Linked DNA regions of Mus musculus: region 2 is linked to region 1. The links are chromatin contacts, found by POLR2A ChIA-PET in ENCODE. All regions are on one chromosome and are shown on one strand. Each heading gives the region's core, a stretch centred on a gene start or an enhancer-like site at or near the end of the contact. The rest is flanking DNA. Distances are from core to core; before and after follow the strand shown. Region 1 holds the start of Cdc5l (cell division cycle 5-like (S. pombe)). Region 2 holds the start of Hsp90ab1 (heat shock protein 90 alpha (cytosolic), class B member 1).

Region 1 (4,475 bases), core at 502-3,001:
GATGTTAAGGGTCACTCTCATCTACATAGCAAGTTCAAAGTCAATCTAAGCTACATAAGACCCTATCTCAGACAGACAGACATCGACACACAGACACACACACACACTCTGCTGGGTTTTGGCCATTATAGAGGAATCCTGATGTTACTTGATTTTGTGACTCTGCTTCTTCCTCAGAAGCCAACTCTTCTAGTTTAAATTGTCTTAGTGCATGCAAGTCCCTTTTCAGTGCCTCCATTTGTAACTTTGGTAAAGTTTTTCAAAACTTCAACGCATCTTCAACCAAATACATACAACAGGTACCTATCCTACAAGATTCATTCCCAAACATCACCAAGAAACCTGCTTCATACTAGAATGCCAAAGCCTGGTCCTACTATACTGCTGTCTGATGAAGACAACAGCAACTCATTTTTTTTACTGAAAGCCTACTAATGTACCCAGCTGCGTTCACAATGTTCCAAACTGGCAACTCGTTTCAAGAGCTTAAATACAATTATTTATTTGTCTTATAAAAATGAGTAATCTGAGGCTCTCAGAAGTAACTCAGCCGGAGCCACACAAAAGTGCTTGTGAAAACAAAGCTGTAGTAAATGAAAAATAGGTGCCACCAAACCACTAAACAACTAACTCTCAACGGGACGACCAACGAATGGGCCAGGAGGACTCTAAGAAGTGTTCTCAGCTAAGTTTGGAGCATGTTCAGAAAGATGCCAAAGCAATAAGGAGCTATCTCAAGAACGCACAAGACAGACGGAAAGGTGCTCATACATTCGGCGCACTCGATTAAATGCACGTTAACTTAATTTCTATTTTACTTCCTTCCTTCTGCTGTTCCGCTCACCGTGACATAATCTACAACATTTCTGGACGCAAACACCACCGTAGGTAAGTTTGTCCTAACTGGCTTCTATCCCGGCAAGGGTGGCGTGACTGGAAAGGTAAGAGAAAGGACCCAGGTCCTAAGATAAGCAGAGAGGTGCAGACGTAAACGGGCAGCCTGTCCGGCTGTAAAGAAGTCACGGAAAAAACAAAGTTGCAGCCACAACGGCTTCTAACAGAGCGAAGCGCTGTGCACGAGCTGAGATCGAAAGGAGCTGGAGAAACACCAGGCTCCGGGGGAGGTCCGGTCGGCGGCCACCGGGCTGCAGAAGACACCGAGGGGGCGCGTCCCTAACTGATCAAATAAGTGATCAAGGGCCTAGCAAATGCCAAGCGAGGAGCGCCGGGCGACAAGTCGCGACCTCGCCCCCGGGGTGAGCCAGGTGACCCGAGCCCGCACCCATGCACCGCGAGGGTCCCCGGGGTCCGCGCAGTCGCCGCCCCGCACCGCAGACCCCCGCGGGACAGCCACGGCTCCCGGAGCTTCCCCGCGCGTGCGCACACGCTACCAGAGCCGGCGGAGGGCTGCGGACGGCGGGAAAAGCTGCCTCACCTCCGTGTTCCTCCACACTCCCCCTTTGATCATAATCCGGGGCATCTTAGCGGCAGAGTGTCCCGGCAAGGGAGCCGAGGAGAGCTTCGAGAAAGTAGTAACGGCGCTCCGGGCACGGGACGCAAAAGGCCACTTCCTCCCAAGAGCGACCTTCTGCTTTGAAGAGCTCTGCGCAGGCGCGGCGTGGGCAGCCCCGGGAAATCTCGCGAGATCTTAGCGGCCGAAGGCAAAAGACGCGGGCGGCCAGGCTGCAACCTTAAGACTGATGGAGACTAATCAAACCGCAGGTGCCAAGGCGCCCGACGTGTCGCGCGCAGGTCCGAGACTAGGGTGAAGGAAAACAAAACTCTCGCGAGATGCCAGAGTTGGAACTTGACCGGGAACGCAGTGAAGGGATTGGTCCTGACGTCACGCGGAGGGCAGTGCCGGGGGTGGGGAATAAATGTGAGGGGTGTGGCGTTCCTCAGCACGCTTGGTCCCCAGGGAGCGCTGTTTGTTTGTTTGTTTGCTTGTTTGTTTGTCTGTTTGTTTAACGGAGCGCTGCGCTGGGCATCCCGGCGACCGACGAGGACTTCGCTGAGTCCTCGGGGAGATGCAAACGAGTCCGTTCTCTTTCTAGGAGCTCCAACTCGCAGCGCCAAGCGCCGAGGATGCCGGACGGACTCAAGATCCTAACTCTAACCTGAGGGACTGAGCGACTGCTCGCCCCAAAGTGTTCGCTCTCCTTCCTGGAAGAGCCACAAGGGGTTCGAGGCGACGCCCTAGGGACCCTTGGGAAGCGTCACGTCAGCCGCTTTCCCTCATCCCTCGCTGTTGGGTGTCTGTGGAACAAACTCGGTGAGTTGCGGGAGTCTCGCCCCTGGAATCCGGGGTCGTCCTCTGAAGAGTGGAACAAACAACTTGTTCATCAAATCAGAGGGCGGCTGCGAGTCCACAAAGTCTCGGTGAAGTGGAAATTGTCAGACTCTCTGCCATCTCCTCTCTCTTTTCCCACGCAGATTTCTCCACTATTCCAGAGCAATTAATTACTTGGTGTCACCCCAGGTCCCTAGGGAAAGATTTTATTCCGTGCATAGCGGCTCTGGTTTGTTGTCACTGTTCATGCTTCCGTTTGCCCCTTCTAGAAGACATGACGGATTTTCCGATTCGATTTTTGTTACGATTTTTTTCCTTGAAATAGGAAATTGTATCAAAATATCACTGCTTTCAGTTGAGAGGGAGGTAGTGTAGTGTTATGAAGAACACTTGGGTTTAGTGACCTACAATCTCATTTCACTCCTGTCATCTGACAGGATGACAGGTTAACAAGCCATTTTCTGCCTCTGGTACTCTTTGCAATGCTCTCTTGTAAAGATGTGTAACCATTACCTCCTGCCAACATCACTTAGTTGTATGGTTTTTATCCCACACACCCAGGTCACACACCATTTGGTTGACCAGATCAAAGCAAATCTGAACACTCCTCTCTGGGGATCTTAACGCTAGGATCCAAAAGAGGTCAGTGTTTCTGCTAGCTGATAAGCCTCTAACCTACCAATTGTGTGGCACCTAACAATTGTATTTTGAACTACATGGTCCCTGGATCTAGAACATTCCCAAGTCGTAACTACTTCCATATCCCCCTTTTGGATTTAGTCATTGAAGTTAGCTTTCCATTATTTGTAATCGAGAGGCCTAATAAATCCACAGTTGAACCAGTCCTCTTTCACATAGGCTATTCCAAAGGATCATGACAGTGACTTCTTCCACTCAACATTCTGTCATCTTTATGCTAACTTTAAAAAAGGTATCTCTTCCTTAAAACATGTTAATGTCACCTGCTAGAAAATTGTTACAAAGGATTGGTATTTTGACAACAGAACATACTTCATCAACCTATTGAGATCTATCCTTGTCTGTGGTGTGGATTCAAGTCAGATGCTCCAATATTGCCCCTTTTATTATGTGAATTAGTCCTCCAAGTGCCATGTAGGCCCCTCTCTGCACAGCAGCCCTGGCAACTGTCTTTGAACATAGGTGGTGTGTCCTTAGGATGCAGTATCTGAGATTAGCGCCCCATATCCAGAAACAAAGAGATAGGTTCCACATCTTCCTCACTCAGCCAACATACATTTTCCCAAATGTCCCTCAGAAAGTCAGTTGCATGGGAAACTCTATAAATACATGTTTCATGATTACTTCACTTCAAACAAACAAAAAAAGACCCCACATTTCCCATCCTCTACTTTACCAAAATGAAAGCCAATAAGAACTTGTAAAATGAGGAAGTCTCTTTTTCCCTGTTGTGAGTTGAAATACATCTCCAAGTGGATACATTCCCATCCTAACTCTTGGTACCTATACATGTGAACTCATTTGGAAATATTGTGGAGTCTTCACAGATGTGATTGGGTTAAGATGAGACCATACTAGTGTGAACTCTCCAGCCAGCTATCTAAGGAAAGTGGTGTGTACTTTTAATTCTGAGCCATTCACCACAGTTCCTCTTACTGCGCTGATCATGCCTGGATTCCTGTATATCTGACTGATCCGTGGCGTGGGGATCTGCTTTAAAACAAGTTAGTTATGCTCCAGAATACACATATACAAAAGGATTCATTGGAATGATTTTGGAGCTGTCATAGTTGTCACACACAGTTACACTATTCAAAATAAACACTTGAAAATGATGTTTGATAACTCCCTTCTATAGTTTTCAGGACTGTGATGACTATTCTTCGTTGTCAACTTGACTATATCTGGAATCACCTACAACCCAGAAATGGAGAAGAGCACACCTGTGAGAGATTGTCTGCTTAAAGTGGATGAATCCACTTCTAGTCCAGACCTTTGAGGTAGGAAGACACACATTTTTAATCTCAATCTCGAGGTGGGAAGACACAAGTCTTTAATCCAAATCTTAAGAGATGTCTTTTGTGAACATATGAGCCATACTTTCAGCTGGATGTCTGTATAAGGACGTAAAAGAAGGAAGCTTTTACTCTTTGTCTATCTGCTCTTGCCTTGCTAGCACATCCATTCCCTCACTGGTATTACAACC
Region 2 (4,358 bases), core at 1,837-4,336, 140 kb after region 1:
CAACCAGTCGAGCCAGTTATTCCTTACCACCTCCAGCTTCTGCCTACCTACCCTGCCTTACACAACAGAGGAAGGCTTCTCACCTTGACTGCCAAGTGGTCCTCCCAGTCATTGGTGAGGCTCTTATAGAATTCGCCATACTCCTCCTGCGTGATGTCATCCGGGTTTCTGGTCCAGATAGGCTTTGTCTTGTTCAGCTCCTCCTGGTCAATGTACTTCTCTTTGATCTTCTTTGTTTTCTTTTTCTTGTCTTTGCCGCTGTCATCTTCCTCATCGGATCCCACATCTTCAATCTTAGGCTTCTCCTCATCCTCCTTATCTTCCTCCTCTTTCTCACCTTTCTCTTCCTCTGCCTCATCATCACTGATCTCCTTCTCCCGTTCCTTCTCCAACTAAATCACCAATGACACATGTAATTAATTGTGGAGAATGTAGCACCAGCAAGGCCCAGTGCCATTAGCCTGCTCCAACACTGCCAAGCCCATACTCACATAGAGGGTGATGGGATAGCCTATGAACTGCGAATGTTTCTTCACCACTTCCTTGACCCTCCTCTCCTCCAAGTACTCTGTCTGGTCTTCTTTGAGGTGAAGGATCACTTTGGTACCCCGGCCAATGGGCTCACCTACAGAGAACAAATCAAGACATGAAAAACTGAAACTAAAATACAAGAACGAACTACGCTTTTTTCGTTCCTGGTTTCTCAAGCAAGCTAAGATTCCTGTGTAGCCCCTTTGCTTGCCTTAAGAACTCACCCAAGTGCTGGCACTCACCACCCCTTAAAATGTACTTTTATAGAATACAACGTCTAAGGTTTCCCCACAATGTAGCCTGCTGCCTCACCATGGTCTGCCCGGACGGTGAAGGAGCCACCCGCAGACGACTCCCAGGCATACTGCTCATCATCATTGTGCTTCGTGATCACAACCACTTTCTCTGCAACTAGATAGGCCGAGTAGAATCCGACACCAAACTGCCCGATCATGGAGATGTCTGCACCAGCCTGCAAAGGGTTTGAAGTAAAGAGGATCAGCAACATGGTTCTTGGCCAAGTATAACCATCTGCTGCGCAAGGTAACAATCAGTTCAATGTCCAGAGATCTAGGGGTCAAAGCTGTCCTGACCAACCACTTGTACTTTTTTTCTAATAAGTGTCCTAATATGTAATACCCTAGACAGACAAATTTTAACTTAAGCAGTAACAAATTAGAGGACGGTGTGGATGAAAGGCCACACACCTGGAGAGCCTCCATGAACGCCTTCGTGCCAGACTTAGCAATGGTTCCCAGGTTATTAATGAGGTCAGCCTTGGTCATGCCAATGCCTGTGTCCACCAAAGTCAGCGTGCGCTCCTGAGGGTTGGGGATGATGTCAATTTTCAGCTCTTTCCCACTGTCCAACTTAGAAGGGTCCGTCAGGCTCTCATATCGAATCTTGTCCAGGGCCTGTAGTAAACGCAAAAAGCCAGATTATTTTATTTTTCCAAACAGTCCCTCCCCCTTCAACATCAACTGAACTGTTCTTCTCAATCACTCCCACACACACACACACTTCCGTGAAGCCTTAGAAATTCAACAACAGAATACTCACATCTGAAGCATTAGAGATCAACTCGCGGAGGAAAATCTCCTTGTTTGAATAGAAAGTGTTGATGATGAGGGACATGAGCTGGGCAATTTCTGCCTGAAAGGCAAAGGTCTCCACCTCCTCCTCTCCATGGTGCACTTCCTCAGGCATCTAAGAATGAAAGAATTACTACTAAGGACCATTATAGACACACATTTTAATATCCAGCTCAAACTTCTTTAGTCTGGGAAAGTATCCAACCCAAAGAGACAAGAGCAGCCATTTTCTTTAAAAAAGGACATTTAAGCTACAATGGCCAAGACAAAAATGACAGAAAAAAACCTAAAAGATGGGTTTTCCAGAACAGATGCCCAAAAGTCAAACTCTTGAACATTGGCATGTTCAGTGCATAGCTCACTGACTCTGAACAGAACACCTGGCAATATGGTAAAAATCCAGACTAAGTTAACAATACATAAAAAAGAACCTCAAGCAACCCCTGGTACTCACACCCCTTAACTACAATCTCCTCATTGGGGTGAGGAACAACTTTAACAGAAAAAGCAGTCTTTTTTAATTTTTATTTTATTCCACCCAGCAGGGCAAGAGAACCTTGAAGCTGTAGTCTGGGAGGCGCTCACGGGGCAATTAAATCAGGACAAAGAAATCAAGAGCTCCACCGTGACCACTCACTGTGCAGACTTGCATAGGCCGGAACCCAAGTAAAATGGTGGCCCAGCCGTCCAACGACCCTCGTCACTGCCGGACATGCGTCGGCAGGAGCCACACGGGGAGGGGGCGCCATTGAAACCCTCCCACCGCCCCAGCATCCGGGCACTGGGGCGGGGCGCCCAGGCTTCCAGAACAATCTGAGCTCCGGGGAGGGGAGGAGAAAGGGAGGGACCTAGGAATCTTCTCGTGCCTGCTCTGTCTCTCCTCCCCCGCCCTCCACTGGGAGGGCAGAAAGATCTGGAAAGGGAAAGCGCGGTGGGTTCCGGCGTCCCTGCTGTGCACCCCTCCCCAAAATCAAGCACGTTGGTACCGGCGGCGTCCGGGGGAGGCAGCCAGGCCAACCTCCCCAGGCCTTGCTGAGTCACGCAGAGCAGCCCGCCACCGCGCGGACCCTGCAGCCGCGCCCGGAAGTGGAGGGCAAACATGGCAGCGTCCCGGGTCGGCGACTACCACGTGCGGCCGCCCACCACCTGGCCGGGCCGCACCCCCACCCCACGCTCCGGGGAATCCACCCGCCCCGGGGAGCCTCGCGTGCAAGCCCGCCGGGGTACAGCCCGAACCTCTAACCTCTAGACACGTTATCTCCACAGGCTGCCCCGCCGGGGAAGGAGGCTTTGGGACAGATGAGATGGAGGCTGGGACCCCGGGAAGAAGCCCCCGGAGAGCCGCCGGGGACGAGAGACCCCGGCCTTACCTTGACGGGAAAGCCGAGTAGTAGTACAGAGCAGGGTGGTGGGCCCGGACCAAGTCCGACTCGCACGGCAAGCCTAGGCTGCGCGGGGGTGACTCAAGAGAGCTCCCGAACGCCCCCGACCGCCCTATATAAGGCGAAGCACAGCCCGGGCCCCGCCCTTGGATCCCTCCGCCTTAAAGGAGTGGCTGCGGGCCACGCACCTGCCGCCGCCCGCCCACCTTGACGTCATGGTAGCAGATCGTGGAGGGGGCGGGGAGGAGCGGGACCCCGGGCCTGGTTCCTGAGTCAAGGCCAATTCAATATCGTTTTGCACATCCCCCATTTCTGCAGGAGTAGGACATGTCCCCCCTCAAGATGAGCAGGGAGCATGCATATGCAATTAGGGATGTATCTGCGGGCGAATACCCTACGGACTGCCTCAGAAAACTCAAGGTAGGCGCTTCCACCCCCCCACCCCCCAAGAGTCCAGAACTCAGGGGACTGAAAGAGAATGGAGGTGGCCAACTCGGCTGCCATTTCCAGACCCGATCTTACTAGAATGTTCCCTACAAATCGCACATCAAGAGAAAAGGATGATAAATTCCTTGTCCAACTTTAAGGAGGCCCCCGATTCCCCCATCCCCACCCTCCCGGGTACAGCACAGCTTCAGGCTGGGAGCCGCTTTCCCCGAGGGGAGGGGCACGGGCCTGGGCTGGTAGGGACTCTTTGGCGGCCTGCGGCGGAAGGATCAGCAGCGGTGGTGCTGCGATTTCTTCCAGCAGTTTCTAGGCCTGTCTCGGCGGTCTCCACCCCTCCCCCCTAGGCTCCACCTCCCCTGCTGCGGCGGGGGCAGTGTCTTCGTCGCCGCTTGGCTGGGTGGCTTTTTTTTTTTTTTTTTTTCCCCTACCTTGATCTTACCCTGGGAAGAAATTTTCCCCAAGTCTGCCTACCGTGGGCCAGGGTTGAACGACCCTCCACGCGTGGCCCTAAGAGGCCCACATAACAGTGGGGGAGTGGAGCGCAGAGGGAGGGATAGCTGACCTGGATCGGTCACAGGGCACGGGGGCTGTGGGGGTGAGTGACTGCGGACACCTTCTAGTGAACAGAGAACCGAGCTAGCAGCTTGCGCTACTGGGTAGAACACTCCCCACCCCTCAGCCTCCCCGGTCTCCCACGTACACAGCGCGCGGGTACGTGCGCCCTCCCTATGTGAGCACAAGCTGTTTCTCAAGCTGGTTTCGCTTCTCTAGCCTCTTCCCTACTGCATGCAGCTCTTTGGACCTAGAGAGGAGCAGGTCCCAGTCTTTTCAGAGAAGCTGGAGTTCTAGGCATCCGCATGAAGGTGCTGGTCACAGGTTGGCCCAGTTCCAGGAGCCAGAAAACCAA

The links. ChIA-PET counts read pairs that join two places held with the same protein, here RNA polymerase II (POLR2A).
Region 2: POLR2A ChIA-PET joins it to region 1 with 16 read pairs in embryonic stem cell. The contact joins the promoter of Hsp90ab1 here to the promoter of Cdc5l in region 1. POLR2A ChIA-PET finds 5 or more read pairs at or near these places in 4 of 5 experiments (Patski and embryonic stem cell).

The regions. Positions count from the first base shown.
Region 1 is chr17:45,431,956-45,436,430 of GRCm38, forward strand. It overlaps Cdc5l (cell division cycle 5-like (S. pombe)), which reads right to left and starts at 1,752. Exons shown (of 16, transcript NM_152810.2): 1 at 1,436-1,752. The coding sequence starts at 1,480. It overlaps B230354K17Rik (RIKEN cDNA B230354K17 gene), which reads left to right and starts at 1,876. Exons shown (of 3, transcript NR_130961.1): 1 at 1,876-2,272; 2 at 4,128-4,269.
Region 2 is chr17:45,570,175-45,574,532 of GRCm38, forward strand. Hsp90ab1 (heat shock protein 90 alpha (cytosolic), class B member 1) reads right to left here and starts at 3,087. Exons shown (of 11, transcript NM_008302.3): 1 at 2,993-3,087; 2 at 1,591-1,737; 3 at 1,239-1,445; 4 at 844-1,003; 5 at 492-625; 6 at 84-392. The coding sequence starts at 1,737. Gm35399 (a long non-coding RNA gene) reads left to right here and starts at 3,141. Exons shown (of 2, transcript XR_385595.1): 1 at 3,141-3,222; 2 at 3,323-4,358.